Linked DNA regions of Homo sapiens: regions 2 and 3 are each linked to region 1. Evidence: chromatin loops called from intact Hi-C (ENCODE). Cell type or tissue: PC-3. All regions are shown on one strand. Each heading gives the region's core, and the rest is flanking DNA. Links, peaks and the distances in the headings are about the cores only.

Region 1 (10,767 bases), core at 4,415-6,914:
CATGCAGGGGGCGGCCTGAGAATCCAGAACATGTCCTGCTCCCCACCACCCCCACCCCACTCCCTCCCAGGGAGGTAGCGGACGCTGGAGCTTCTTAGGCCAGAAGTCCAGGGGCAGGGGCATGGTGGGGGCGCCTTTCTCACCCCGAGAAAACGCAGCGGTGGTCACGGGGAGGGGCGCCACCATGCAGCACCCAGGCCTGGATTCCAGCTAGCAGTATCAGCCTTCTCTCACTTTCGGGCAGCGACACCGCTGGTGTAGACCGTCTCAGGTGCGTCTTCGTTCAGCTCTACTGTCCTCAGCCCCAGCTTGGGCTCGCCCTCAGCCTGCTGGAGCTGTTGGATGTGTTCAGGCCTCCAGGCACCCTGGCCTCCCCCCACCCGCCCCGCGAAGACCGAGGGAAAGCAGACGCGTCTCCGCGGCAACCCGGAGCCTGCAGCCCGCAGGGACCCCACCGCCCCAGGTGCAGGCGTGTACATGCCAGTTGCAGAAAATATCACACCAAACCAGTCTGAGGGAGTCAAAGCAAACTATAATATTTCAGGCGTCAGAGACTCTCCTATTACAGAATTTGCCTGTTTGGATAGCATGACACCTTTTCCACAAGATTTTATTAATAAGCTGCACAAACAGTTTATAGGCTCAGTATCACACACCTGAGAAAAGAGTTTTCTTAACGTTACATTAAAATCCTTCCCAGCTAACAGAAATAGAGGCCAGAATACCATAGAGCAAAACTCAGAAAGCCTGAACACGGAAGGAAACTTCACATATCAGGCTCCGAATGGCTTGGTGTTAGTTATCCCTATAAATCTTTTGTGTTTCTACTATACAATATTCTCCGGCGTTTCTGCTTCTGATGTCAACATCAGAGATGTATGAACTGAACCGCGCCAAAGTCAGAACTCGGCTTCGGCCACACTAGGCATGGCCCAGGTAATCCCAGCTACTCAGGAGGCTAAGGCAGGAGAATCGCTTGAACCCGGGAGGTGGAGGTTGCAGTGAGCAGAGATTGTGCCATTGCACTGTAGCCTGGGCAACAAGAGCAAAACTCCGTCTCAAACAAACAAGAAAACAAAAAACACCTTTCAAGTGCACTGTCTTCCAACAGAACTAATGGAGCTGCTAGCTTCCTCCAGAAACTCTTCTTTTATGGAAATGTGCTTCCTCTGCCAATTAGGAAGTCTGCTGAATAGACTTCCTGGCCATAAATTCCCAAGAGTGGTTAAAGTATCCTAATGGACAGACAAGAAAGGCAAAGATGAATCTTCCACTTCCCTTGGCTTTTGTACAGTAGTTGATCCAGCCATACCTAAACCTCCATTCATATTGAAACCTACACCAAAAACAAACAAACAAAAAACAAACAAAAAACAAACAAAAAACAAACAAACAAAAAACAAACAAACAAAAAACAACTCTAAAACTAAACACAAACTAGATTTTACACCTACAGTTTGGGATGCCAAAAAGAAAAGTTGTTCTGGGATATGCTGAAGCAAAATTGTGTGCATGGGGGATCTGGCTGCTAATACACTTTGTTGAGTCAAAAACTGTGTTCAGATGAGTAAGCCTGAAGAAACAGGCCTGAACATATACAGGCTTTCTACCAAAAAAAGAAAAAAAAAGCAATGGACCTGGGTTCAGTTAAACACAACCTTTGTTTTTAAAATGGCAGGCTAGATTGTATCAGTGCAACTCAAGACATCTCTGAAATGAAGAAGGAACAGAGCATTTATAAAAATAAAATAGAAATTATCTTTTATTATGTTTACTGCTGGAGAAGCCGTGATGGATGAGATAATCAGCCCTTTCCCTGTCATGATGGAACTCTTACTAATGAGGACTAATAGTAGCACTACTGGAAAATACTCTGCTACCAAATTAGCTCAAAATAAGGATTCCATTAATCCTACTTCCCTTCTGAGGGCTATGATGCAACAAAATGAGTCTGGGCGTTTTATCCTGTTTCAAATACTGCACCCTTTGAAAGAGCTTTTTAAATGCATCTATGAGTGAAGCCAGTAATCAGCAAGATAATATTGTGCCAAATGCAAAAAGGCAATGTCTTCAAACATGAATCTATTGATCCATCTCAGCAAATGAACCTGACACTTTGTGGAGATCCTGCAAGTTTCCTTCCACATAATAATAATAATGACCTAATACAAGACTAGGAAAAACTTAAACATTGATTTTGAAGATATCAAATACAATCAGCAGAATGAGGAACTTCAGATCTGACTTTCTGGTAAGGATTTTATCTACTAGGCATAACAGATAAAATCCTAACTTATATCCAAGATTATTTTACAAGTCTACCGTCGTGTATTCAGGTCATAAGCAGTAACATTCCTTGGTTCTCAACTCAAGCTACAGGGTAGTTATAACCACCCCAATAGCTTTAGCACCAACAAATTCATGAGATGAAGTAGCAGCAACTGGGTCATAAAATGAGGCATAGCAAGTAAATGGCAGCTTACAGATTGGAGTTCTAATCAGGCCATGCCTTGCAGATATTCCCAGCAAGACCTACAACAGTATAAGGTGTTTTCCAATTTCCATGCCATGAATCAGACTTTCCCTACAAATCTGAGTTTAATGCTAGGCCTCATATACAGAAACTTAGTGCCTGTATTCAGGCTGTGTCACAACAACATTCCAAGTATACTCAGTTGGACTTCCCTGTAGGAAGTTTTGAACCATTGCTAGTATCCAACTACTTCTAATTTAGAAGATTTGGTCAGTTATTTATAAGTTTCTGAAAACCAACAACATGGAGAAAAAAGCAGTCTGTTGTAACTTTTCAAGTGTGTTATGCCAAGGACATGTCAACAGATCAGTGCCAGCCAGAAACTGCACACCTTTGTGGATCTGATGCAATATAAATACAACTCCAAGCTCATAGACATTTTAAAACAAGTTGCTTTCAATGAAACATATCTAGCTGAATAGCATAAATAACACTCGGACTATTTTATGTCCTCAGCCTCTGTTATCCATCAGAAACCAGATTGACATCCAGTGAGTTCTAACTCCAGGCCTGATTTTCGCCTTAGCTTTGGATGCTGTATAAATTAGCTTGCAGAAGGTTGCAGAATAAAACTGAACGTTCAGTGTCAGCAGGTTGACATGGAGGCACTGATGCACATTCCTTGTACTGTCATTTCAAACCAAATTGTTTTTGATCTTAGAAGATGATTTTAAAATAAAATATAAAATAATCTTATATTTTAATATAGATATATGCATATATAAATTTTAAAATAAAATTTTAAATCATCAGCCATTAAAATAGAAACCGTGCTGCTACAAACAGCAACATATTGCATTTCACCTTATTCTGAGCACCATGTTATATGAGATATTTGAGGGAAAAATGAGCATTTAAGATACTTTAAGAATTTTCTCTATTCAAATTATTATATCAGAATAAAAATGAAACACATGGGGTTTGAACTTATGGGCTGCTATTTTAGTATATCAAATACAAAGTTAAAAATCAAAAACTCTTTCCCTATTTATTAGCTTCTGTTTCTATCTCAGATGCTAAAAGAAGTAGTGTGGTGTTTTTATGAAAAGAAAATATCAATGTTTCCCTTCTTCACTGTTAATGTAAATGACTCACAATTTTTTTTAACCTATAACAGTATAGGTAAGTTAAGTCTCTTATTTCTTATATGATTATTACAATATAGCCAGATAATATGGTTCATATAACTTAGATTCTTAAACATTTTGACTTTAAAGACTTTCTTTGTGACCTAGTACCTGGAGCAGGAGTGAGGTAAGGTAATATTTGAAACTTGAATAGGATATGATTGGAGTTTTAAACAAAATGATGTTTAATAACCAAACTGATCCTGACATTATTAAATCTCCCCAAGATTTCATTAAGTGTCAGGAAAAGGATATTTTGCAGAGCCCAGGTAAAAGCAATGACAGGAAAAAATAATGTCTTCCTACTTTCATTGTCCAGTGAAGCAAGATTGCTCAATAAACCAATTATAGTAGGTCCTCAATTCATGCTTGTTGAAAATAATCTCTAGTTTTAATCTTTTATCTTCCATTGGATGCAAGCAGGGCTGGACTTAGACAAAATGAGAAAGTGGAAAAGTTTGTTTTTAGAATCTTCTTATCTTAGACAAAATTAGGAAGTGGAAAAGTTTGTGTTTAGTATCTTATCTCTGTCTCCAATTTCTGGCATTCCCTTCTGCCCACTTTTCTGCCCAGTCTTTGTTCAGGAGCCATCACTCCATATGCTTGTGGCTGACCCACTGGGAATCCTTAACAGAGCCTGGCACTCCACCCACACTGCCCTAGGTATGCCTCCAGAGCCATGCACAGATATTCACCTACTTTCCCTCCCTTGGTATCAGCAAGACCTTGCTAATATTACAGAGCACATCTCTAGTAGTGTTCAGGGAAATATTCTGGCTTAATGAAGTCCCAGGCTGTAAATAACATTTGTAGGAACAGTTGCAACTTTGAAGAACCGCTATAAGGGCTAAGGAAGGACACTCTACATTGCATTCAAGGGTCTCTGTGTCTCCCCTTAGTGGGCAAGGAAGCTGCCATTTTTCCTCCTCTAGAGCAAGTCTTATCTTCTCATCCTTCTAGTGAGGCCACTGGGCCTCTTATTCGAGATTCTTTCTTTTCTCTTTTTCTTCTCTGTCATCCCAATTAGCTTTCAGAGTGTCTATGATAAAAAAGAAAAAGACAATCTACAATTCAAAAAATTAAAAATTATACTAGAGTTTATGCCTGTAAGTGATCTTTTGATAATAAAACATGTAGGATTTTAAAATTTTGATACTCAATTTTTACAAAAACAAAACTGAAATGTACACCACTGTTTCACAGAGGATATCTTATAAGAGAATTAGAATGGCTGAATCTGAACTTGGCTTCCATAGCTTCTCACATCCAGAAATTCCAAATAAATAAAGTAACTCAAACAACGGCAGTCTGACAACTCCTATCAGACCTGGAGGACACAGGGACCCATCTTCCATGTGTTAAAGGGTGAGGAAGAAAGTAAAATAGGAAAACAAAAAAAGTATGCTTTATCCAAGGGCCTATGTCTTCCCCAAATGACTTTACATTCAGAATCTCTTTGCCTAACTCTCCCCAATTTGAGAGGTATTTTTCTTCAAAATCCTGATCCTGCTTTCATTCCATTCCCTGTTTAGTATAAATTCCTGGCTAAACACACTTGGTCTCAGAGAACCATGTCAAAGGTTACTAAGGTCAAAAAAGCTTTTCTTATTTTCTGACAGTCCCTGAGGTCCTGAGAGAATGCATTCTTCTTTTGTTTGGCTGGTAAATAGGAAGTTCTGCATTTTACTTTCCCCAACAAGGAAGCAAATATTTTCTTATTGTCTTATTCTGTGGCTGTATTAAAGAAAAAAATCAGCATTTCCAGAGCTCTATGCTAACAGGCCACTGGGTGGCAGTCCTGAGCTGTAATGCAGAAGAGAAGAGTCAGGAAAAACCTGTAAACCAGAGCGGGAGATATAATAATGTTCAGGAGATAACAACGTCATCAAAGATCAACTACTTTCCACCAATAGAGCCTAATTAAATGAAAGGAATCATACCAGGAAAAAATGGAGGTAGTATCATACGTTTAAATTAAAACTGCCCAAGACGCTTAGATAAAATTGGCAGAAAAGCATCCCTCCTTCCACTTTCATTATCACCAAGGTAACATGGTCCAGAGTGGAGCTGAATGTCAACCCAGTGCTAATGGGCAGGCTTCTTCCTACTCAATTTTCCCTTTTTCACCAGGACTTCAGAATAAAGCACTAGAACTCACACTGTCCTGCTCTGCAAGCTCCAACCCCAGATTAATCCTGAAATCCCCCTTCTCTGCTTCTATATCTTAGTGATTTGGGGCTTCTAGAGAGAAGTACAACCGTGGGAACTGGTATCTTCACAAAGGTATACTTTCCGATTTCAGAAGAATACTCCATTCATCTTGTCAATACTTCTCCTTATCTAAAAACAGCATCTCTCCCCTCATCCCTTCTCCTTCCCTCACTCCTCTCTATAGCGAGAATCTCATACCTTCAGTTCTGTCCATCCCCTGTCAGCAAGTGATCTTGCCCCCACAGAGACTACTGAGCCCACAAACCCTCAAATCTTCACTCTTCCATCCCACCCCCATACACATCCTGCCCCCATACAGGTTTATCTTCATTTTCACTCATTCTTGCTTCCTGTCCCACCAATCACAAGAAATAGAACAGCTGCCCTCCTCTCCCCTCCAGGTGTCTCCCAGCATTTCACCACATGCATCAATTTCTGTGTCTACATAAACTGTTTGCCCCGCCCCCACCCCCGAATGCTAATATGACAAGAGGACATATTAGAGGAGAATCGAATTCTCTTAGCAAATGGCATGAAAATTCCTTTTGGAGATTTCTTAGAAAAATTCATGGATAAGCCCATTGAGGTTGAAGGCGAGACCTTGACTCTGGGTTGATCACTCAGTTCTAGACAAGAAAAGTAATTCCTTGCTCTAAAGGAGGAGGAAGTTGGGAAAAACGGAGGAGGAGCCAGCAGGATGGCAGAGGGCAGTGTGGTTGGGCGTATAACCCCTCTCCAGGAGCACCTCCAAACTACCTTAAAGTTCCTTGTTAAATTGTTAACTCAATAGATTACCATTAACATGAGTGTTTGTGTAGAAACTGGCGAGAAGGCTGAGATTCGCACTGTGGTGCCACAAGATGGATCTGAAACCACAGGTACAGATGTGGCAGGGGACACAAAGAGAAGCATGAGGGAGCAAGCCTCAGAAATTTAGGGAAATCATAAAAGGAATCTTGGACTGTGGCTTTGGACCAGGTTTACAAAGATGGACCAACATCTCACAGAGCCAGGGAGGCCCCAGCTGACATTGGCTTGCTCTAGCTTCTCCCATCCTAAACAAAAGCCTCTCTACCCTGAGCCCTTTTTCACTTTCTCCTTCTGTCATCATCCAACTCTCTCAGAAGCTTGGTCTGTACTTGTGGCAGCTTCAGCACCTCCCAATAATTTCTCAAACTTCTGCTGACTGTTCTCACCAAGGTCATCAATGATGTCCTCATGAGGAACATTCTCAGTCCTTGTCTCACAGAACAGTTCTTCTTCATTAGGCACCACTGATAACTTTCATCTTATCTCTCCTTGGGTCTCTGACCTTTCCAGTTGCCTTCACCATGGGCTGCTCCTCTTCTTTCTGCTGCTTAAATGTCAGTGTTAGGGATTGAGGAGGTGCATTTCCAACCAGCATCTGAAAGACTTATGATGTTCACCAAACTAGGGTTAACAAGCCTGTGAGTTGAATTTGACTACAATTGAGTCAAACTGAATGGTGCAATCAGAGTGTGAATGAAGGAAAATAAAGAAACCAAGGGAGGAAACATTATAAATGGCAGGGAAGGGAGGCCAAGAATGTTCTTGAGAATATTAAGAATATTCTGAGAATAAAAGAAACAAGCTGGGTATGGTGGCTCACACCAGCAATCCTAGCACTTTAGGGAGCTGAGGCAGAAGAATTGCTTGAGCCCAGGAGTTCAAGACCAGCCTGGGCAAAATAGCGAAATCTTGTCTCCACTAAAAATACAAGAAATTAGCTAGGCATGGTGGTGTGCATCTGTGGTCCCAGCAACCCAAAGGCTGAGGTGGGAGGATCACTTGAGCTTGGGAGGTCGGGGCTGCAGTGAGCCAAGATTGCACCACTGCACTCCAGCCTGGGCCACAGAGTGAGACTTTGTCTCAGGGGGCGGGGGAAGGTGGGAAAAAAGAACAGAGTAGATACAGAAGCCAAATTGCAATACAAAGAGAGAGGTTAACATTGTGAGAGAAGGTGCAGGTGTTCAGAGATAGAAGGAAGTAATGTTATAAAAATAAAACTATATTTGTGTAATTTAACATAAAATAGTTCCTTGACAGGAAAAAAATTATGGGAAGCACTGTGCTACATAAATTCAACTGAAAATGTGTTCATCCAACCATTAATCATAATCTGTCTGGGCCAATGAAATACAAATGATGTTCTTGTTAGCTGCAGTAGGCTTCAGAGTCAAAGGCATTCAGATTATGTTCCCACTACATTCTAACAGGAAAATCAATCCATTCACTAAATGGGCGTTAGCAATAAAATACACTAGAGCGTTCCAAAACACACAATTTACCTGGTTTATTGGGCCAGATTATCTTTCTCTGTAGACATATGATCCTTCTTTGAAATGCTTTGTCCTCATTCAGCTTTTATTCATGTGACTAAATGCTAGAGTTTCACTGTAATCCTACCTATTCCAACCCAGAATTCATGGTAAAATATTCCATCTTGGACTCTGTTCAAGAAAACGAATCCGAAGAACTGGTAGAAGAACTGAAATACAACATTGTTACACCCATTCTATAGCCCCCACGTTGTCCAATATTCTGTTGTTATAACTACATGTGGTTGTTTAAATATAAATTAATTAAATAAAATTAAAAATTTGATTTTCCCTTTTATACTAGTCACCACTCAAGTGCTCAGTTGCCACATGTGACTAGTGGCTACTTCATTGGACAATCAAAAAGTATTTCCATCATTGCAGAAAACTGTTAGATAGCACTGATAGACAGACAGACACATACATACATACATACACACACACACACACACACACACACACACACACACACACACGCTCTGTGGTCATTAGGCAAGGACCATCAGAATAGCATGAAAGTAAAATGTCTGTCAGTGCAGAAGCCAATATGCCAAACTTTAACCTCCATACCCTAGTTTTAATTTCTGTATCAGGCTGTCTTATTGTCTTATTAAACTAATCTGTATTAAGATGATTTTTTCCTCCCAGAGGTATGTTAGTCATAGGTCACTAGATTGAGTGCCTAAGGAAGGCTGTAGCATCTCCTTCTATATAAAATAATTTGGAAACTGCCCCTTTTGGAAATTGGTAAGTAGAGTTATGAATTCTGAAAACTTCTTACATTTATTTTGCTCAAATAGAAAGATTTATAGATTTAGCAAAACTCACAGTCTATGTGGACAGTGCTAGCTTATTTGTACTTACTAGATCCTTATATGTTAGGTCCCAATGGGTTATTAACTAGGTAAGTCACTTATCTTCCCTGAGACTCAGTTTCTTTGACTATAAAATGGGAATTATAACATCAATGTCACAGATTTGTTATAAAGAAAGATTAAATATGATGTTGTATAGGAAAGTGTAGCCTTCATGGAAGTGGGCAAGAAATGATTAAAGAGTAACCACAGTTGCAAGTCAGGTGGAGTGTTAAAGATTCTAATGACTTCTGCACTTCAATCTAGGAATGGCTTTTGCCACCAAAGAGCCAGAAGCTTGCAGAAAATTCCTCTTACCACAAAGAGTGCAGAGCAGAAATCCAATTCACAAGTAATCATTGGTGGAATGGATTTTGTGAGATATGATTCTGTGATCTTCAAAAGCTGCCAGTGAAGAGATATTTGTACACCTGTGTTCCTAGTAGCACTATTCACGATTGCCAAAAGGTGTAAACCACCCAAATGTCCATTGATGGAGGAATGAACAAAATATGGTATATACAATGGATTATTCAACCTTGAAAAGGAAAGAAATTCTGATACTTGCTGCAACATGGATGAACCTTGAAGCCATTATGCTAAGTTAAATAAGCCAGTCAAAGGGCAAACACTGTATGACTCCACTTATGTGAGCATCCTAAAGTAGTCAAATTCATAGAGATAGAAAGTAGAATGGTATTGCCAGTGCCAAGTAGAATGGTTGTGGGGATGAGAGAATGGGGAGTTGTTTGGTGGGCAGTTTCAGTTTTGTAAGATGAAAAGTATTCTGGAGATTGGTTGCACAATAATGTGAATGTACTTAACATTACACATTACACTTAGAAATGGTTAAGATTGTAAATATGTGTTTTTCACAATTTTTGAAAAGCTGCATAATTTATATTACTATAAAGGTGGCAGACTCCATTTTGGGGGAAGACTTCTTTTGCAGGTGGAGGGGACACTAATAGATTTTAATTGTGCATAACAGGCCCAGAATCCTGCTCTGATGATAATATAAAAACCTCCTCTCATTGTGGATAGAACACTGGTGTGCAATGTCATGTTGGAGCCTGAGGCAAAAGGATAAATATGTACCCCTGTATATATATATATATATATATATATATATATATACACACACACACACACACATATATATAGTAGCTATATATATATATACACATATATATAGTAGCTGTATATATATATAGTAGCTATATATATATATATACACACACACAATAGCAAGAAAGACAGTTACTTAGATATTATATGAGAAAAAGGAGAGCAAAATCTTGTGTGTATATATATATACACACACACATACACACAAAGTACCCTCCCCCATATTTTGAACCAAATAGAAAAAGTAAAAGTTCTGCCATTCAAAAATATGACTAAATATAAAGCATTATATTGTCCAATCTGTTCACACACCATCATCACCCCTTATCAACCCGCCTAGCTCTGTGGGCTCAGGAACCTTGAGCTAATCAACAACTATGCTTTATTGCACAAAAATGCAGAGTTGCAAAACAAACAGCCTGTTTTTATTTAAACTATTGCTATTTTATTATCGATTTTAGCATTAATTTTAATTTTTAAAATATTGCATTAACATATTATTGCTCTTAATTGTTAACTCTTTTGGTGTTCCGTTAAAACTTGTGGCCTCATGCATCATTGCCTTACTCTCATTC
Region 2 (10,767 bases), core at 4,660-7,159, 86 kb before region 1:
AGTTATATTAAATAATAGATATTTCATTATTTGGGCATTTTCCAATAAAAATATATTTGTAGGAAAACATTCTTTCTAAAAAAAAAAAGCAGTATGTCCTTTTAAAAAAGGTGAACACTTTTTGTCTAATTCAAAGCTTATTTAAAGGGCATGTACAAAACAAGGTAAAAGGAACCAAGAAATAAAAGACATGTAAAGCAAGTTATAAAAATAAAGAGCTTTTTTCGGTAAGAAAGCTTAAAGAGAAATAATTCCATATGAGAAAGAATCTTGTATGGTAAATTTAGTCCTAGAGTAAAATGACTGTTTAAGAAAGAAGGATGTTCAGCCAGGTGCAGTGGCTCAAGCCTGTAATCCCAGCACTTTGAGAGGCCAAGGCGGGTGGATCCCCTGAGGTCAGGAGTTCGCGACTAGTTTGGCCAACATGGCGAAACCCTGCTTCTACTAAAAGTACAAAAATTAGCCAGGCATGGTGGTGTGCACCTGTAATCCCAGCTACTCAGGAGGCTGAGGTAGGAGAATCACTTGAACCCGGGAGGCGGAGGTTGCAGTGAGCTGAGATCGTGCCATTGCACTCCAGCCTGGGCAACAAAGTGAGACTCCATCTCAAAAAAAACAAAGGAAAGAAAGAAAAAGAAAGAGAGAGAGAGAAAGGAAGGAAGGAAGTTAGTTCAAGACAAACCAGAAAGCCCAAGCATGTCATGAACAATCTGTATAAGTCACAAGAAGAAGATTTATAAAAAACAAAACAAAACAAAAACTTTTATATGATCAAGTTGCCTATGATTAAAGGGAAATAATAATGGTCTTTCTAGAGGTTGGGTTTGATGTTAAAAAAAATGCCACTTATACACTTATATTACATCTCGCTGGTTTTGGTTTTCTCTCCTCTTTTAAAAAGTGTGAAATAGTAACACTCCCCTTCAACTAATTTTCAGCTCATATAAGTTTTTTTCCCTGCTCAGTTTCTTTTTTTGGTGGCCTGATGCTAACAACATTTCTTTAAAGGTCTAAAGGAATTGTTTTCTTCCAACATAATATTCTGTGCACTGCAGAAGGTATTTTCTTTTGCCTTTTGGTAACTGGCCTAACAGATTTTACATTTATCAAAATAACTCCCATGCCATTATTATTAAGTTTGGTTTCCTTAGGAAAAACTGAGATGTAAAATGTTTTTTTAATTAAGGTTATTACATTCTTGTATCTTCCTGTATGTGCTTTTAAAGTCCTTGTGACATTGAGTTACAGGGCTTTGACTCTTGGGTCTAAAAAGAACACCAAGTCCTGCTAAATCTCAAACACTGACAGCAATTAAAACCTCATCTCCAGGCCCCCTAGAAGATGCCAATCAAAATAAACTGCATTCCTGAGACGCAGGGCCAGAAATTAAAGGCATTTAACTCCTCAAGGCCCAGGGGCTATTGCAGAAGAGGTGGGCTTGTGAGATCACAAAGTTAATTTTTAGAGATAAAATGAGTTCAGTTTCTCTATAAATTAACCATTAATGTCAAAGGCACACTGATGCAAGACCAGCATATCAACCCATGTCAAATTAACAAGGTTTTCTTAAAACATTAACCAACTCCTTAATAAAGGTTACAAAGATATAAAAGGCTCATGGAAGATATATCTTATGATCAAGATTAAACCTTTATGGATTGTTTATAAAATTTTGGAAAACTAATTGGCTTCATGCTGTTTTTTTATTAGGGCTTAATGTTTAGAAAATTAAGTCTTCTCTCTCAAAGAATGAAGGTTTTTGCCCTTTTGTTTTGAAATCCTTATCACTTTGGCTAAATGAATGACTTATTTTACAATGACCTGTAATCCTATTTTGTGATATTAAGTGTTTAAAACCTTTGATATTTGACAAACTTTCTGAAATCAAATTATACATTATGTCTTTTTCTGAACTAATTAGTCCTTTAAGATGGTATTAATGGGTTCCCTAAAGTCCAAAAGTGACATATTTGGCTTTTTTGGTATGAAAATTATACAGGAAGCATTGTCCAATATGAAATGGTGTTTGGTTTTCTTTGGGCTGTATTTGTATAAATATGTTATTGGTATGTATTCCAAAATTATGGGAAACTCCTATTATTCTGATATGACACACTGTATGTTATCAGTAATAATTATAATTTTTATGTTAAATTATTGTGTGCTACAGAGGTAACAGAATGTCTGACTATGGCTGCCCTAAAACTTTTCATTATTCACAGACAATTGTCATCTTTTTTTGGTCCTTTTCAGAGGTAGTTTTATAATCAGCTATAAAACTCTTAACAGGTGTTCTTGAATGCATGTTTCTGATAGCTCTGGAGACTGTGACATCAAAATAGAGAAAAAACTTCGAGGACTCATGGAGAGCTGAAATGTTCATGAATATCAAGCAGAACAAGAATTAACTGCATGGACTAAACTAATAGAAGTTTGAAGTAATCTTTTTTAACTTTTTGCTTAAAATGTTGCTGATAATTTGTTTTTCAAAATCAAGAAACTTTTAAGCTATTTACAGCTTTTTAACAATGGAGTATACTCCTTTGAACAAAATTTGGAGCATATTTGTTTTTAAAACTACCTGATTTCTACAGAATTTGGAATCTATTTGTGAGTATTCTTTACTTATGACAATACAGTTATTTGCATAAGTGCAATAAGAATCTGTTTTCATTTGTAACAGCACACATTTGAAGAAACTGGTTATTTTACCAAGGCTTTGACTGAAATAGTGTGCTTTCCTTTAAAGAATTAAACTTGACTTATGGAGCCAATAAAAAGTCCCTTGGAAAAACTAGCCTCATACCTTTGTCTCCACAGTCCCTGTACAGGGTTCCTGACCTGTGGTAAGTAAAAAAGGTCACTTACTGACAGGCCCAGGAGCCCCAGGTTTTTGTTAGGAGCTCAAAAGGAGAGGAATTCACCCAACTCATAGGTATTTCATGGTACAAATCCATGGCTGGGCTGTGCTTTAAAAAAGTCTTCTCTGAGATTCCTTCTGTGGAAAAAGTTCCATCAAAGCCAATTTAAAAGCTTATATAAAAAATAATTATTCTTGCTGCACTGTATACAAAGAATTAGGCCAAGTATAATAAGGAAAACCAGTCCTGCCATGATTTGTCTTTCATAAAAATGGGAAAGGGGAGAGAGAAAAATTATGTTTCAAAAACTATAGTACATCTATTGTTAGATTCTAGTCTTGTGTAATGTTTTTCAATTTTTATTATTTTCTACAGTTTGGACTGAATTCTAATTTTTCTTAGCTACATGTCTTCAAAATAATGTTTTCAATTTTTTTCCTTCTTTTTTTCCTCCATTTTTCCAAATTTGGAGTCACTGGAAACTAAGATGTGCTTTCATAAAGCCCTGTGAAATGAAGCTAAACAACTTGAGCTTCAGAAGAAAATAGCAGCGACCTATTTACATACATAAGCCACTTTCATACCTGCCTACTGATGTATGGACTTCAGAGTAATGTGGCATATATCTATTTTCCAGAATTGTTCTTTTGTTTGTTGTTGTCCTCCCCCTATTTTCTCTTCACAGGACATGAGACTTCACAACCTTCTAAAAAGGAGCTTTCCTAATAACTCAGGACCTACCTATCTAGGAATAAACCATCCTAGCCATGAGAGATCAGACGAAACCTGAGGCCAGAGACTCATTTTCTTCTAAAATGCGTTCTCCAACAGATTTTTAAAAAGAAAAGGGGGGAAATGTGAAAGTATTTTGGGCCCCTCAAATCACTAAACTAAAGGAAAACTTCAAGTGGGGAACTGCTTAGGGTAAACCTGCCTCCCATTCTGTTCAAAGTTATCCCTCTGCTCACCAAGATAAATGCATATATCATTGCCTTCTGTGGAGAGGCTAATTAGAAACTCAAAAAAAATGCAACCATTTGTCTCTTATCTACCTATGACCTGGAAGCCCCCTCCCTGCACCTTTCCAGACCGAACTAATGTTCATCTTACATGTGTTGATTGATGTCTTATATCTCCCTAAAATGTATAAAACCAAACTGTGCTCTGACCACCTTGGGCACATGTTGTCAGGACCTCCTGAGGCTGTGTCCTGGGTGCACGTCTTCAACCTTGGCAAAATAAACTTTCTAAATTAACTGAGACCTGTGTCAGGTCTTCAGGATTCATAGTGGTTAGTTAGCATTTAAAAATCAAATAACATGAGGGGCTGGGCCTTGATACTAGGTACAGAGCAAAGTAAATCTGTGTGAACGTTAGACAGCATTCTAGATTTGGGTAACAGGTAACTCGTGGACAACTACTCAGCTCTTATTCTGAATGCACCAGCACTAAACTACCCCTAAATGACCTGAGAAATAAGATTGACAACACAGTGGAAGAAAAAAGCCTAATACCAAGTGACTAAAGCCACATAGGGCAAATTAGGCTAAAGCAAAGCTTGAAAGGTGGGGTAAACACTCACAGAGTTACTGGTGTTGAGAATTAGACTGACAAAACACATGCCCAAGAGCGCTATCTGACTCTGCCAGGCCATGTTGCTATTTCTTTGGCAGTCATTGAGAAAAAAACTAACAAAACAATCCTGTCCTGGTATTGCTGCTGCACTGGGGAGAGGTGATCTATACAGAAGGGAGAGAAGGGGAAGGGACAGTAGAGGAGGGGAGGGGATGGGAGGGAAGTTGGCAACAATATCAGTTCTAGGAAATGGTCAGAAGAGTCACTGTTCAGGGCAGGAACAGTCGGGGCCCTGCTATTTTTGTTTAGTAATCACAACTAGCCTCCCGGGAAAATTCTATCTGCTGTCCAGCAGGCTTTGGAAAAGAGCCCTCCTATACACACATGCACACACACAGGAGCATGCACACACACACACACACACACACTTATGGGAGAGAGAGGAAGGAGACCCATAGGAGGCTTGGGTCTTTGAATACCAAACCAGGTAAATGTGTGCTTTACCTATGCACACCCAAACACACACACACACACACACACACACACACACACACACACACACACACATACCCCAGAGAGGTTTTACTATTTATCAAGTCAGGAATAAATTTTAAATTAGAGTTCTTATAAGAGAGAGGAAAATTAAATAGAACATACAACTTTTAGATCAGAGAAATGGCCTAAACACGCAAGAGTAAAATTTTCTAGGGGAAGTAATTTGCTTATTGGTTCATTTAAAATTTCTAGATGAACACATTTCCTGCCAAATCTAATTGCAAGAAAGGTCACCAGTGAGAGAAAGCAAAGGACTCTTGGTACCTTCCGGCTAAATCCTCGATATCTTTTATGAACAGGCCTCCTTGGTGCTTGCACATATTCTTGCATGCCCTCAGTCGGCTCTTATTCTTGTACAAGACGTAGTCTTTGCCAGTGCTCTTATTGCGAAAGAAATTGATTCCTTCCTTAAGACTGGCAACTTCAACAGGTGATAGGCACAACAGGATCTCAGTTGTTTGTTCGATGCTATGAAAAGGCAAACATTTTGAGGGGGAAGGTTAATAATGTTAGGTTTTAAGAGACAATCATTTCAAACTGACAGCTCAAAACCCCTTTTCCCTAAAATATTTTGTAAGCCCCTTGCGTTCCAAGTACCCAGGTTTAGTGGCTACCTGAGGATGCATTTCTCCCCACCCTGATATGAATGTAAATATACTTCTTACTTGTTAAATATGCCTCTCCACTTTTCTAGGGAACTAATAGCCCTCTTACTTGCCTGCCCATCGTCTGCCGGTTCCTCTGCCTGGGTATTTTGAAAGAACAGCAGTTGCTCATATCGTTTCTGTTGCTCATTTGCTCCCCTAAGGCATTAGTCAGCCTGAAAACAGGACGTTTAAGGTATTTTCCTTTAACAGTTACTGATTTCCTTTGACAGTTTTCTCCCTCTACCACAGCTCTTTTAGAAGTCTAACACCATATTCAATTCTGAGAAGCCACTGTGCTGTCCCTCCCATCTCTGCTCTTGCGCATCTGGACTTCCTCTGCCTGGAACGCAGTTCCTCTCCTTCACCACGCAGCATCAGTCTTGGGTCAAATAGAAACGAATCGTCCCCTTCCTGGTTAAGTCTTCCAAGACACACCAGAGGTCCAGGCTGGCATTCTTGGTGTACATCCCTCTTCTGTAGAACATTATAACACTGTAATTGGCACACTGCCCTGTTGACTTACATTTAGGCACTTTTGAAAGCACTCTGTATCTTCCTTCTCCCCCTACCACTTAGCCCACTGCCTTTCACAGGATATGTCTTCACTAGCTCTCTACTTAATGAATCACCCCTCCCACTGCACTCAATTTGATTAATTTACAAAAAGCTCCAGCCGCAAACCAAGCATTTGAATCTTTTTTTTCTTTTAAGGAAACTAGCCGTTACACTTCTCAAACCCCAATTTCTAAACACTCTGTTTACAGTGCAACACTGAATCATAACAGAATATGATTTCTGCCAAGAAAGGTTTCAAAATAGCTTTTGCAAATCCATGGTAGGAAATCTGGGCACATGTTGTTTAGTTTTATATTTGACTCCAAACAAAAAGTAGCCAAAATTCTCTTTGCATGTTAACTTAAAACTGATTTGGAGCACAAGCATATTTGTGGCACTTTCAGTTTCATTTTTAGAAGCGCTGCAAATTTCTTAAAGGAGATAAAAATAATTTTAAGAACACTCCAGGGTAGAAAATAACAGAGAAACCACTTCCAATTTTAAACTGATGAAGGCATAGCTCTGTAATATTATGATCTACTTTCTCAAAGCAGATTCTCATTGTCACCTCTGTCCCAAATTCCTAGTAATTGTGTTCCCAATGGACTTGAAATTATTCCAAAAATATGTTCTAAATGTATTTGACAGGAAGAAGCCATTCTAAATTTCATGACTTCTCTTTTGACTTTGTTCTTACGAGTACAGATATCTGACACCAAGCTAACATAAGCACTGAGGCAATTCCTGGAATAATTAGTCTAAGAGTTTAAAAGGCAAACCTCTCTAGATTTTTGTTGTTCCATTGAATGAATTCATATAGCCAAAGTTCTCTGTTAGATTTCAACTTATATCACAACCATGTAGAACAGGTTCACTCAACCACACTTTTGTCCTCAGTTCCACGTGAAAGTCACATTGGAGCAGAAGGCAAAAGAAAAAAATATGTGCACCTATATACATGCTTTTCTGTGTATTGTTTAAATGATTAGCTTTTCCCCAAAGTATTTTTAAAGATATCAATGAATTTGCTTCTATCAAAATCAGAAAAATAAAACTGTAGCAAATTCTTGTTTTGCTATAAAACATTAAAACTAAAATGAATTGCCTTTTTTCGAATTGGTTTTGGGGGTAGATTCGAGTTACAAAATGGCCGCCCGGAGCGTGTTCGGCGCGGTTCCCCCAGCGGTCTCTGGCTGAACCGGCGCTCTCGCCTCCCTGCTGAACACAGCGTGAGGACCCCCCCTCCATGGACATGGTGTTTGAGTCTCTGGGCTTGCCGAACACCAAGTCCTCTGAGTTCCGCAGCGCAGCACCGGAAGCGGCCGAGCGCGCTCAGCCCGGCGACCCCTGCGGGCTCCAGACCCCTGCGCCGCTGCGCCCTGGGTTTCGCCGCACCCAAGACCCAGCGAGTGCAGCGGCGGCCGCCGAGGAGGTTCGAAAACACGGCCAAAAGAAATGCCGAGAAGGAACTGACAGATAGGAATTGGGATCAAGAAGATGAAGCTTAAGAGGTGGGAACATTCTCCATGGCCAGTGAGGAAGTCTTGAAGAATAGAGCCATAAAGAAAGCAAAGCGCAGAAATGTTGGATTCGAATCTGACACTGGAGGAGCCTTTAAAGGTTTTAAAGGTTTGGTGGTACCTTCTGGAGGAGGACGCTTTCCTGGATTTGGTAGTGGCGCTGGAGGGAAGCCTTTGGAAGGACTGTCGAATGGAAACAACATAACCAGTGCCCCTCCCTTCACCAGTGCAAAGGCAGCGGCAGAGCCCAAGGTAGCCTTTGGTTCTCTTGCTGCAAATGGCCCTACCGCCTTGGTTGATAAAGTTTCAAATCCCAAAACTAATGGGGACACTCAGCAGCCCTCCTCCTCTGGCCTTGCTTCCAGTAAAGCTTGTGTCGGAAATGCCTATCACAAGCAGTTGGCCGCCTTGAACTGCTCCGTGCGGGATTGGATAGTGAAGCACGTGAATACAAACCCCCTCTGTGATCTGACACCTATCTTTAAGGACTATGAGAAATATTTAGCAAACATTGAACAGCAACACGGGAACAGTGGCAGGAATTCTAAAAGTGAATCTAACAAAGTGGCGGCTGAAACACAGTCTCCTTCCCTTTTTGGCTCAACAAAATTACAGCAAGAGTCAACGTTTTTGTTTCATGGCAACAAAACTGAAGATACACCTGACAAGAAGGTGGAGGTGGCATCTGAAAAGAAAACGAACCCATCATCACTAGGAGCGACAAGTGCCTCATTTAATTTCGACAAGAAAGTTGATAGCTCTGTTTTGGGCTCATTAAGCTCTGTCCCCCTGACTGGATTTTCTTTCTCCCCTGGAAACTCCAGTTTATTTGGCAAAGATACTACCCAGAGTAAACCAGTCTCTTCACCATTTCCCACTAAACCATTGGAGGGCCAAGCGGAAGGTGACAGTGGTGAATGCAAAGGTGGAGATGAAGAAGAGAATGATGAGCCGCCCAAAGTAGTAGTTACCGAAGTAAAAGAAGATGCTTTTTACTCCAAAAAGTGTAAACTGTTTTACAAGAAAGACAATGAGTTTAAAGAGAAAGGCATAGGTACTCTGCATTTAAAACCTACAGCAAATCAGAAGACACAGCTTTTGGTGCGGGCAGACACCAATTTAGGCAACATATTGCTGAATGTTCTGATTCCACCCAATATGCCATGTACGCGAACAGGGAAGAATAACGTTCTTATCGTCTGTGTTCCAAATCCACCAATTGACGAGAAGAATGCCACCATGCCAGTCACCATGTTGATTCGGGTAAAAACCAGCGAGGATGCAGACGAGTTGCACAAAATTTTACTGGAGAAAAAGGATGCCTGAACACGCGAAGTTGGCTGCGGAATTATTGCCAAGTTGCTGCTTCTTCCACCGCCCCTTAAAGTTAGTCAGTTTTTCTTCTCTTCTTTGACATTCTAAGAACTTATAGATAACCTAAAACTTTTGTGAGAAAGATTAATGTGGCCAATAAAACCTTTAAATGTTAAGTGTCAAAAAACCGCACTCTCCCTTCTTAAGAACTGCCTAAAGTGTAAAATACATTTGAATGCAATTTTTGGAAAAAAAAAAAAAAAAAACTAAAATGAATTTTAATACACCTACTTTTTAACATTTCAATATTTTTTCAAATACATTAATATTCTTGAAAATAACCATTAAAATACATTTATACAGGGGCACGCTTTTTCCTTTTTGCCTCAGAAGTAATGGCAGTGTGGCAGTATAACATCCTGTCTTTAAGTTTTGGATATTTCGTTTGTCATGGAATTTGTGCGTTCATTTTGGCCTTAAAAAATATTGTGTTGGCCAGGTGTGGTGGCTCACACCTGTAATCCCAGCACTTTGGGAGGCCAAGGCAAGCGGATCACCTAAGGTCAGGAGTTCGAGACCAACCTGGCCTACATGGTGAAACCCTGTCTGTACTAGAAATACAAAAATTAGCCAGGTGTGGTGGCAGGTACCTGTAGTCCCAGCTACGTGGGAGGCTGAAGCAGGAAAGTCGCTTGAACCTGGGAGGCGGAGGTTGCAGTGAGCTGAGATCGCCCCACTGCACTCCAGCCTGGGTGACAGAGTGAGACTCCATCTCAAAAGAAAAAAAAAATGAAAAAATATTGTGTTAAAATAATTTGTTTTAATCAAGATTTTTTTTACATTCCTTAAATTTTCTACAACTTAAAAGTGGTCTCACTTGTCTCACCCTAATCCTGGGCTCTGTTATTTTCTGATGCTTAATTATGATCTAAACTAGGAACTAGTTAGAAGTCAGCTTCATAGTCAATGTATGTATCTCACCTGACTTATCTCCATCCTGTTCTTTTTCTGAAGATTAGTAGGAACCAGATATAAGTGTGTAACAAACGAATTTTTAAAATTTACCTCACTAGAGATCACAGAAAATACCTATATTAATAAAAATGTCATTGGTTTACTATGTCGAGGGCCTATGGAATAAACAGTGATGCTCTTGAAACTTATTTTGAAAATTCAAAATCTAGACCTCAAAAAAATACAGAGAGGAGTAGAGTTTTATGAGGTAAAAATGTCATTCATTCATGCTCTGATGGCACCTCACACCCTGAGGATCTCTTCAAAGACCAGTGGCTGGGGCTTCTAAGCTCAGAGCTGAGGGAGAGGCAAGGATAGGAATGATATAAATGTCAACTATACTTGCAGTCCAAGCAGGGCAAGGAGCCCAAATAAAGACTACTTATGAAGCTAGAAATCCTCCAGAGGGTCATAATCTGAGAAAAAGGGTGGAGGAAGAAAAGGCAACTCATTCAGAATTTTCAGTCTGTATGTACATTTTGCTCCCCGTCTTAGGTATTTTGTTTTCAATGGGAAGATGTTCAGTATTCTGTTCAAGAAAAGGTAAACTCTATGAAGGCCAAGACTACAGTGCCTGTCCCGTGGTAGGTGCTCAGTAAATATCTAGTGAATTAAAGAATATCCTCACACGAACAAAATGTGTACTCCATGGTTAAAAGAAGAAAAATTCACCTACTGTACCCTGTGATACTCAATATCTAAAATCAATCACATAAGCTTCCACTT
Region 3 (10,767 bases), core at 3,335-5,834, 100 kb before region 1:
TTACTCTTCAGAATGGCTGCAACAGCCACACTCCCATCACATGGATGAGGACTTCTACGTCTCTGACGTTTGGCATCATCTTAGCTTCTAGCTTTTTACTACTCTAAATGATGTAAAGTGAAACTTGCTTGCTTCACTTGCAGTTTTCTGATTACTACTTAGTAAGTATCTTCATATGTTTAATAGCCTTTGGGTTTATTCGGTAAAATGCTAGTTCATACTCTTTCTTCCCTTTTTATTTTTCTGTCTTTTTCTTGTCAATTTGCATTACTTCCTACTCTATGCTTGATATTAATCCCTTGTTGATTATAAACATTGCAAAAAACTCTCAAATTGTCATTATGTCTTTCAATTTTGTCCATGGTCTCCTTCATTAAGCAGAAATCTCATGTTAATAAAATCATATTCGTCCATATTTAAAATTTTTGTTGCCCTATGAGCTGTACTTTTGAAGTGTTATCCAAAGAGTGAAGAAGTGCCACCCTATCTCTAGATTGCAGAAATATACTCCTATATGTCTTCCATTACTTTCACATTGAGGCTATTGGGCCATGTGAAGCCCACCTTCAGGCTGAAGTATATGAAGGTTGGTGGTGAATGCTTTAATTGCCATACTATTTTACCAGTAATTCAACTACCTTATGAAACAACTCCAAATACAGAGAAGCTCTTAAACGCAAAAATACCAGTTTTAATTTTAAATAAAACTATGATGATCTTAAATTCTAACAGAAAAATGGCTAAATATATTAGTTAATATTTAATGTGAACATAAAATTATATGTGCATAGAATCTGACATTATGTCTAATATCATAATATTCACAAGATGCAAAAATGGTTTACATAAAATAACTGTTTGAAAAATTAAGTCTAACAAGAAAACTAGAGAACAGAACAGTTAGATGGAAGATTAACAGGGAATAGAAGACTTGAACAACACCATAAACTGACTGTACCTAATAGACATACAGAGAACACTTTACCTTGGGCCATAAAACAAGTGGACTTTATGCCACACTGGTTCAATATTTGAAAGATGCAAGGCTGATTCAACATTTGAAAATCATTCAATGTAACACACTGCATTAACAGAACAAAGAAGGAAACCACATCATCATCTCAATTGACACAGAAAGGGCATTTGAAAAAAATCCAACATCCTGTTGTCATAAAACACACTCAGAAAACTAATAGGCCAGGCGTAGTGGCTCATGCCTGTAATCCCAGCACTTTGGGAGGCCAAGGTGGGTAGATCACTTGAGGTCAGGAGTTTGAAACCAGCCTGGCCAATATGGTGAAACCCCGTCTCTACTAAAAATACAAAAATCAGCTGGGTGTGGTGGCACGTGCCTGTAATCCCAGCTACTTGGGAGGCTGAGGCAGGAGAATCTCTTGAACCTGGGAGGCGGAGGTTGCAGTGAGCAGATATTGCGCCACTGCACTTCTGCCTGGGCAACAGAGCCAGACTCCGTCAAAAAAAAAAAAAAAAAGGCATCTAAGAAAACCTGACAGCTGTTTTCCCCCTAAAAGCAGGAACCAGACAAGCAGTTTCCTTGGCTAAAACCTCCATTTCTACATGGAGGCAACTGAACGGGAAAATGACATAAAAGGTATCCAGTTTGTAAAGGAAAAAGATAACTGTCTCTATTCACAGATGACACAATCTTGTATATAGGACACCCTAAGATATCTACAAATGAAACTATTAAAACCTTCAAAGGATACAAGGTATTTTGAAAATCAGCAATATTCTATACGCTAGCCGTTAATTTTTAAATAAAATTTACAAACAATTCCATTTACAATAGCATCAAAAAGAATAAAATACTTAGGAATAAATTTAATCAAAGTAGTATAAAACTTATACTCTGAGAACTACAAAATATTGTTGAAAGAAATTAAAGAAGACTTAATAAATTAATAGACATTCCATGTTCATGGATCAAGACTGAGTATTGATAAGATGGTAATACTCCCTAAATTAATCCACAGTCAACACAATTTTAATCACAATTCTGGCTGCTTTCCCCCCCCATACCTCACCCCCTGGGAATTGACAAGCTGACCCTAAAGACTCAAGACAAGCTGGCCTAGAGTAACTAAACTATCTTTAAAAAGAAAATAAAATTGAAGGATTCACAATTCCCAATTTGAAAAACTTACTACAAAGCTACAGTAATCAAAATGTGTGGAACTGGCAGAAGGATAGACATATAAATCAATGGAATAAAGAGTCCAAAAATAAACCCTTATATTTATGATCAATTGATTTTTCAACAAAGATGCCAAAACAATTCAATAGGGGAAAGAATAGTCTGTCAGAAAATGGTGCTGCAATTCATCCACATGCAAAAGAATGAATTTGGGCCCCTACATCACACAATGTACAAAAATTAACGCAAAATGAATCAAAGACCTAAATATAAGAGCTGGAACTATAAAACTCTTAAAACAATAGGAATAAATTTTCATCACCTTGGATTAGGCAATTTAAAAAATATTTCTTAGACTGGCTACACGTGGTAGCTCACATCTATAATCCCAGAATTTTAGGAGGCTGAGGTGGGGAGATCTCTTGAGCCCAGGAGTTTGAGACCAGCCTGGTCAACATAGTCTGACCTTCTCTCTACAAAAAGATACAAAAATTAGCCAGACATGGTGGTATGTGCCTGTAGTCCCAGCTACTTGGGAGGCCAAGCTGGGAGGATTGCTTGAACCCGGGAGGCAGAGGCTGGAGTGAGCCGTAATCATGCCACTGCACTCCAACCTGGGTGACAGAGAGAGAGAAATAGATATATTTCTTAGACTCTCTCTTAGACTATTATCTATGTGTGTGTATGTTAGTCTAATAAGTATATTAGAATAAAAGACTTAGTTATTCTAACCATATACTTTTTTAGATACCAGAAGCACAAGGTCCAAAGAAAAAAAAATTAGATGTCATCAAAATTTAAAACTTTTGTGCTTCAAAAGATGTCAACAAGAAAGACAGATAATAACAAGTCTTGGTGAGGATGAGGAGAAACAGAGTCATACATTGCTAATGAGAATGTAAAATGATGCAGTCCTTTTGAAAACAGTTTTACAGTTCCTCAAAGTTAAACATAGAGTTACCATATAGCCCAGCAATTCCATTCCTAGGTTTATAACCAAGAGAACAAAAAACATATGCCCACATAAAAATTAGATAAATATTCATAGGAAAAGTATTCATCATAGCCAAAATGTGGTATATCCATACAAGGAATGTTATTCAGCCATAAAAGTCAAGTAAATGAAGTACTAATATATGCTATGACATGGATGAATCTTGAAAACATGATGCTAAGTGAAAGAAGCCACACACAAAAGGCCACATATTGTATTATTCCAATATATGAAATGTTCAGAATAGGAAAATCCATAGAGACAGAAAGAAGATTGGTGGTTGACAGTGTCTTGGAGAAAAGGGGAATGAGGACGACAATCATTACAGGGTTTTTTTGGGAGTGGCGGAAAATGTTTTGGAATGAGATAGTGGTGGTGGTTGCACAACGTTTGAATATTTTTTTAAAAAGGATTAATGTGTGCAGTTTAAAAGGGTAAATTTTGTGGTACACAGATTATTTCTTACCAAGAGGAAGAAGAGGAGGAAGAGGAGAAAGAGAAAAGGAAGGAGGAAGGAGATGGGGAGAGGGAGGACAGCAACCACCAGAACAAAACATTCTAAAATGTTTTGGGTGATGCAAGTGTAGGTGAGATTCTTCCTTCTACTTTTCTGAATTCCAACGTTTTAATTGTGAACATATATTATTTTTTATAATAATAATAAAATCAGATGCTCATCACTGATAACATGTCCCCAGGTGGATCAAGCCCTTATCTTTCTCAGAATGTGGTATGAAATCCCTACAGCGTTGGTAGCACTGGACTAAAAAGTGAGCTCTGTTAACAAATGTTCCCTTCGTGGCAGTGTCTTCACTCCAGCTAAGGCTGAAATTCCCAGAATTTGTTATTTCCTGTCCTCCCACTGACCCTGCTGCCAGCTCTGGCCCTGCCTTTTGCCTGCATGATGGTTAACAGTAGCCTTAATCTAATTTTCCAGTGCATCCAACTTCCTGCTGGGAGGGAAATCCCTTATTTCTGCTCCTGTGGTCCCAGTCCCAAGGATATATGCAGATTATTTGAGACATATATATACAAATAAATTATGCTCTGTGTACTAACTACCATGAATTTAACAGGCATTAAATTAAACATTTTTTTATAACAACCTGTTTTTTGTAAGACGGCTACTAAAAATATTATTTCTATTTCACATTTGAAGAAATTAAAGCACAAAGGGATTGACTAAATTGCCCAGTGTCCCCAGACTGTCTGTTGGAGCCTGGATCCGCACCCAGGTGAGAAGGCCCCATTGCCTTTGCTCTTAACACTTTGCTACAGTGTCTCTGTAAAGGTCTTGATCAAAAGATTTAGAGATTTTCATAAAAGCCCCTAAGCAGTTGTAGATTACTTGGTTATATATTCATAAAGTTCATAGTCTCTTGTCCTTTCACTTACACAAACTAACAGTGTTTATACCCAAACCTATGTTTATTATCAGTTTTATGTCAAATAAATTTAACAGTATTTGTACAGCACACATAACCAGCTCCTAGTAATAAGGCAGCTGGCAGGCTTTCTGGGCTAAGTCAACAGATTCAGGGTGGAGTTCACTGGAGAAAATAGCTAGTGGTCCAGGTGTCCTGTTTGAGACGTGGAGGGACGATGAATTTGTAGTCAAAACACTTAGCAACTCTTCCCAAAATAGCATTCTATTTCCTTGTAGTGAATGGCAAAGGACACATACCTCAATAAGTAACACCTTTGTTTGTAGGAGAACTGGGAGAATGCTGGCAACACACTCTTGTCTAAAAAGGCATTTGGTGTTGGTCTCACAGAGACACATGGGTGACAGTGGTCACGCCTATATAGTATGCCTATAATAATTTGAGCCTAAAAAAAATTTAAAGGTATTATATTCAAAGCCCACAGCCTGGAGGCATAGCCCAGGAAGCTTCCAGCTCAGCTCCCTTAACAGGTAATCTAAGACTGCTCTTATATCACCCACATGTGCTTATGCATGTATTTTTTAAATAATTGAGTCATTCTATTTATAATGTTTATAACATGCTTTTTTTGCTTTGTGTATCAGAAATAGGCTTGAGTGCAATGGTGTGATCTTGGCTCACTGCAACCTCTGTGCCTACTGGGTTCAAGCGATTCTCCTGTCTCAGCCTCCCAAGTAGCTGGGATTACAGGTGCCTACCACCATGCTCAGCTACTTCTTGTACTTGTAGTAGAGACAGGGTTTCACCATGTTATCCAGGCTGGTCTCAAACTCCTGACCTCAGGTGACCCACCCACCTCAGCCTCCCAAAGTGCTGGGATTACAGGTGTGAGCCACCATGCCTGGCCTCACCCAATGCTTCTATTCCTCCTCTCCCCTCATGCCTTCATCCAAGGTTCCTGACCCTTCCAGACATGGAGCTGGAGGAAAAAGGAGAGTTAAAGAAAGAGAGCAAAGGTCCTTTGGTCACGGAGCAGCAGCACTATCTGGGCTTGGCTTTTGCTTAAAGCTGATTCTAAGGGATACCTCAGTGGGTTATTGCGAGGATCCGTCCAATTGCTTGGAAACACCCACCTGAAGTTCTCTGCACCTGGGTATCTCTATGCTACCTGGTTACTTATGCTTTCCTTAGCCCCTAGCAACGTAGCAATACATCCAACTTTTCTCTGCAGGCCTTTTGGACCTAGAATGACTCTACGTTTATGCCTCCCATTCATGGTCCACATCACATCCATAGGAAACACTCAACTGTTCTAGCCCCACTGAATTCTGGGAGTGCCAGTGTGCCTAACACAACCTCTTCTCCTTCAGCTTGTCTGTCACAGCTACATGGCCAATCTTTCATCCTTGAGATTTCTCAGGGGAGAATCAGACACCAGCCCACTGTGTCCCTTAACCTTGGAGAACACATATCAGACTCTCTAGAGGTGGTCCAGCTAAATTCTGGCCTAAGGAGAGGGGCCGGCATCCCTCAGAAGTTGCCCCTGCAAGGGGCATGGACTCTCAGTACAGCTTTCCAAATAACTCTTCCTAAGAAGTTATATTTCAAACTCCCCTTCTATGCTTTAGTATTCCTTATAAGGGTGAGGGATTTAAGAATGATCTACTGGTTCTCAGCCTCTTTGTAAATCCTTTCTCAGAACTTCAATTTGGAATGGGCATCTGTTGTTTTGCAACCTCAACTTCCATTTCACCATCCTGTTACAAGGTATTGCATATGTTGTATATTTAGCATTTTCCATTTTTACATATAACCCAATTTTCCCAGGCCTCACCAGATTGACAATATAAAATAAAGTTGCAGTCTATCTTTATGCACAAATGATGATGGCAAGAGCCCCAACTGTTTTGCTGACTAGAAATTAGCACATTTTCAAGTGTCCCGAACGTATTTTGGGGACTTCCCCAGAAGCATGCTACACACATGCCCACAACCTGATCTGTAACTGCTTGGTGTCTGCTTTTCCCTCTTTTCCTACCCTGGCTTATAATCTTTCACATTGTCTGCCTAGGAGTTTGAGGAATGTCACATCATTGCTAGGTTCCAAGGGTAGGTAGAAGAAATAGCCTCCTCTCCAATTGTGTGTCACATGTGGACACCAGGACGTGAAATGGCTCTTCTTTGTCAGATAACGAGTTCTGGCCATCTCCTACTTCCCACGAATCCTCCAACTCTCTCCTAAAAATAGTGCCATTATTTTTCTGATTGCCACTTTCCTGAGCTTGGGCAATCCAACCTGGTCTACGGGCCAGAACAATTCCCATTTTTAGCTCCCCACAAACCACAGACTCCACCACCCAATTTCCCTTCCTTTTTCTCCCTCATGCCCAGGTACAAAATAGAAATCTCTGTGTTTATTAATGGATGGGAGGGAAAGAGAAATTGAAGTCTCACTAGCAGCTTCTGGGTCAACACTTTGCTTGTCAGGGATATTCAATATTATCTTTCTTTTGCTTTCTAAGTTCAAGAGCCATTCAGAAAAAAAAGCAAAGTGGAGGACAATGTATACAGTCTGCTACTAAGGAAGGGAATATTATAAATATGTACTAGTTTACAAATGCAAAAGATACCCCTAGAAGGACCCACAAGAAACTAAATAATAATGGTAGTTGCTTCTAGAGTGGGAACTTGGTGACTAGGGATCAGAGAAGGAGAGAAAATTCAGTTTTTACTCTATTTAATTTTGTACTTTTTGAAAATTTTACATGTGCATGTATACCCCAAAGAAATTAGCAGTTTGCAAATAGATAACTCATTTTAAGAAGAGAGAAGACAACGTTCAAGTTGAAGCCTGCAATGGCAGACCATCCGTATCCATTTGCAAAGAAAAAATTAATCTTGTTTATGCCCCAAATGAAGAGGACTAACAACTAACAGCACGAACAATAGCCTACACCACAGGCATCTTAATTGATTCACCTTACACAATTCTGACTGAAAAATTAAAGTTGAGCAAACTTTGCACTTGATGGCTGCCAAAACCATCCAGATCAGCTGCAGACAAGAGCAGAGCTCTCAGTGGAAATTTTAAACGAGTGGGATCAAGATCTTGAAGCATTTCTTCGAAGCACTGTAACAGAAGATTAAACATGGCCTTACCAGTATGATCCTGAAGACAAAGCACAATTAAAGCAACGGCTACCAAGAGGTGGAAGTGGTCCAGTCACAGCAAAGCCAGACCGCTCAAGAGCAAAGGTCATGGCAACAGTTTGTCGAGATGCTTAAGGCATTTTGTTTGCTGAATTTTTGCAAGGACAAAGAGTGGTAACATCTACTTATTATGAGATTGTTTTGAGAAAGTTAGCCAAAGGTTTAGCAGAAAAATGCCCAGGAAAGCTTCACCAGAATCACACCATAAAAATGCCTCTTGCTCATTTCTCTCATCAAACAAGGGCAATTTTGTGAGAGTTTCTGTGGGAAATCATTAGGCATCCACCTGGTTACGGTACCAATTTGGCTTCTTCTGACTTCTTTTTCTTTCCTAATCTTAAAAAGCAATCTTTAGGCTGGGTGCGGTGGTTCATGTCTATAATCCCAGCACTTTGGGAGGCCGAGGCGGGCGGATCACAAGGTCAGGAGATCGAGACCATCTTGGCTAACACGGTGAAACCCCGTCTTTACTAAAAATACAAAAAATTAGCCGGGCGCGGTGGCGGGCGCCTGTAGTCCCAGCTACTCGGGAGGCTGAGGCAGGAGAATGGCGTGAACCTGGGAGGCGGAGCTTGCAGTGAGCCGAGATTGCGCCACTGCAATCCGGCCTGGGCTAAACAGCGGGACTCCGTCTCAAAAAAAAAAAAAAAAAAAAAAAAAAGAAATGGTAAAAATAAAAATTAATCTTTATTAGGCTTAAATGTATTCTTTCATAATGATATTAAATTATAATGGAATTAGTTAAAACAAAAACTATCAATAGCTAATACTTAAATATTAAAAAAAAGCCTAATCATAAATAGGTAATTTTAGAAATAAAATTAATAAATTGAAGATAAAGCCTAATCATCAATAGGTAATTTTAGAAATAAAATTAATAAATTGAAGATAAACTCCATGTCACAAAATGACACATTTTAGAGAACAGAGACAGCAGAATAAAGAAGTCTTCAGAAACACCTCTTTTATAAAAGCCAAGCTGGATAAGATCCAACTGGGGCCAATACAAGGAAAAACTGTAGTAGTAAATATATATCTATAATTTACATCACTCTGAAATCCTTGACCCCTAGAATAGTCAACCAAAGGTTACATATTTCAAAGAGAAAAGATCTTATAGTTTAAGATTTTACAGCATATATGTGAGATAAAATACAAGATGCTCAGTTAGATATGGATTTCAGATAATGAATTTTTAAATATGATTTCTATAATATTTAAGACATATTTATTCAGAAAATTAGTTGATAAATCTGTAATTTAAATTTAACCAAGGGTCTTGTATTTTTATTTAACACTAGCAACCCTGTTTTAGCATGAGAACCAGACTGTAATAAAACAGGTTGCTCAGTATCTTTTCCCCATCTTACCACAACTTTGAGGGGGACGGAGTGGCTAGAGGTGGGATATAAATAGTTCCGTTTTTTCTATTTTGGTGGTGTTTCTGGTGATTTTTTGTTGGTTTTAAGAGTTAAAGAATTTTTTTAAATAAAGAAATCTGTCGCAAACCAGAAACACCAAATTTTTTAAAACTAAAAACATCTACTTTAACATAAGTGAATCATGCTGATATTTCTGAATTTCATTATATCCAGAATTATTTCATGTTCTCCAAGTTATGAGGCAAAAAGCATATTCCACGCTTCAATTTATGAAGGATTATTTTATGACTCCTTTCTCATTGATAAGTAGCCAACAACCTTTCAATTAATTCTGATGGAACATTCCAACTGCAGCTATTTGGCATGCCAGGCCATGAAAGGGAAAATTGGCAGAACCATGCGGTCATAGATGACAGGGAGACAACAGTTTTCCAGTTAGAGGAGGTTGTGAAAAATTGATAGGCTTTAAAGATGAGAATCATGGCTTATAGGATTTGTTGATCTTGGTTGTGTTGAGAAGAAAAATGGCTGAATAATGGTGGGTAGAACAGGTAGGTCTCTGTTCTTGGCTGGAACCTAGAAACTAGAAAAGACAGTTTCTTCAGATAAATAGCTACGAAGAGAATCCAACTATAATTTACTGAACTCAGAGAAGTGGATGGGAGAATACAGAGCATAAGTTAACACAGAAATGCAGTCTCAACGTGCAAATGCTTGGTGAGCTGCATCTGGGAATAAAGCTGGCAGAACCTGCTTCCTCATGGGCAGGAGAGCTAAGAGGGGAGGACTAATGTGTCAAGAGAACAGGTCAATCACCTGTAAGGCTTTGAATGAAGAAGAGAAAGGCTAGTCTGTGGGAAAGCAATCACTATACTTAGATGAGCATATTAGATACAAAAACAATCTGAGTTCCTGTAAAAAAGTCCCTCTGTATAAGCTACACAAGAAGCTCATTGCAGAGAAATAGTAACTATAATTCACTTTTTTGAGGTGCTTGCCATATACCACCATATGGCATTCTTTTAAGTTTTATGTGTTTGGCATCACTTAATCCTCTCAGCAACCTGACAAAGTAGGTAATATTTTCATCCTCATTTTAGAAATGAGAAGACCGAGGTCCAGAAAGGCTAAGAAACCTGTCGAGGGTTATGACCTAGCTAGTAAGTCGTGGAATCAGGCTTCTAAACCAGGTAGTCTATAAGGAGAGATGATGCTCTTAATCAGTAAACTTTAAGGCCTCCTTAAATGGCTGGCTAAGTGGCACTCTGTGAAATGGCCCGCTAAGTTAAAAAACTAGGAGAGGAAACCCAGAGACAGAGTCCCAAAGCTGTAATAGTTGGAAGAGAAAACTCCAACACCTTGAAGTGCTGGCGGAAGTTTACCAGTGACAGAACTATGTCTGAGGCTTCACTGACTTGAATCCACCCAGAAGATGGAAGAACATCAAAATGGGCCATCAGGGAATTACTTAGAGGTTCTCCTAGAGCAGAGTTGCCAGCTAAAAGGGTGTCCCATTAACTACTTTGGACATATTTATACTAAAAATACATTAGTTTTTTTAAATCTGAAATGCACATTTAACTGGGCATCCTGTATTTTTATTGGTCAAGCTGGCAGCCCTATCTGAGGAGCCAAGCAAGC

What was found. A loop is a pair of places that touch in the nucleus more often than their neighbours do. Peaks named below come from ENCODE experiments on the same cell type or tissue, not always from the same donor. Only the 100,000 strongest peaks of a DNase experiment are listed, where the experiment ranks them.
Region 2: it touches region 1 in a loop (4-fold over the local background); 6 of 110 quality-filtered maps call a loop at or near these places.
Region 3: it touches region 1 in a loop (2.4-fold over the local background); 6 of 110 quality-filtered maps call a loop at or near these places.

Annotation. Positions count from the first base shown.
Region 1 is chr6:25,218,208-25,228,974 of GRCh38, forward strand. It overlaps the pseudogene LOC100533655. Among named protein-coding and RNA genes, the nearest start is that of CARMIL1, 56 kb to the right of the region's middle. In PC-3, for the core only: a CTCF peak has its summit at 5,440 (motif pointing right); a DNase peak (open chromatin) is centred at 5,454; H3K4me3 peaks cover 449 bases.
Region 2 is chr6:25,132,365-25,143,131 of GRCh38, forward strand. It overlaps LOC124901282 (a long non-coding RNA gene), which reads left to right. Exons shown (of 3, transcript XR_007059515.1): 3 at 2,290-2,827. It also overlaps the pseudogene CMAHP and the pseudogene NUP50P2. Among named protein-coding and RNA genes, the nearest start is that of CARMIL1, 140 kb to the right of the region's middle. RefSeq lists enhancers at 5,892-5,941, 5,982-6,211, 6,322-6,441. In PC-3, for the core only: no CTCF peak of the experiment used is centred there; a DNase peak (open chromatin) is centred at 6,017; H3K4me3 peaks cover 1,544 bases.
Region 3 is chr6:25,118,149-25,128,915 of GRCh38, forward strand. It overlaps LOC124901282 (a long non-coding RNA gene), which reads left to right and starts at 3,541. Exons shown (of 3, transcript XR_007059515.1): 1 at 3,541-3,736; 2 at 4,309-4,384. It also overlaps the pseudogene CMAHP. In PC-3, for the core only: no CTCF peak of the experiment used is centred there; no DNase peak of the experiment used is centred there.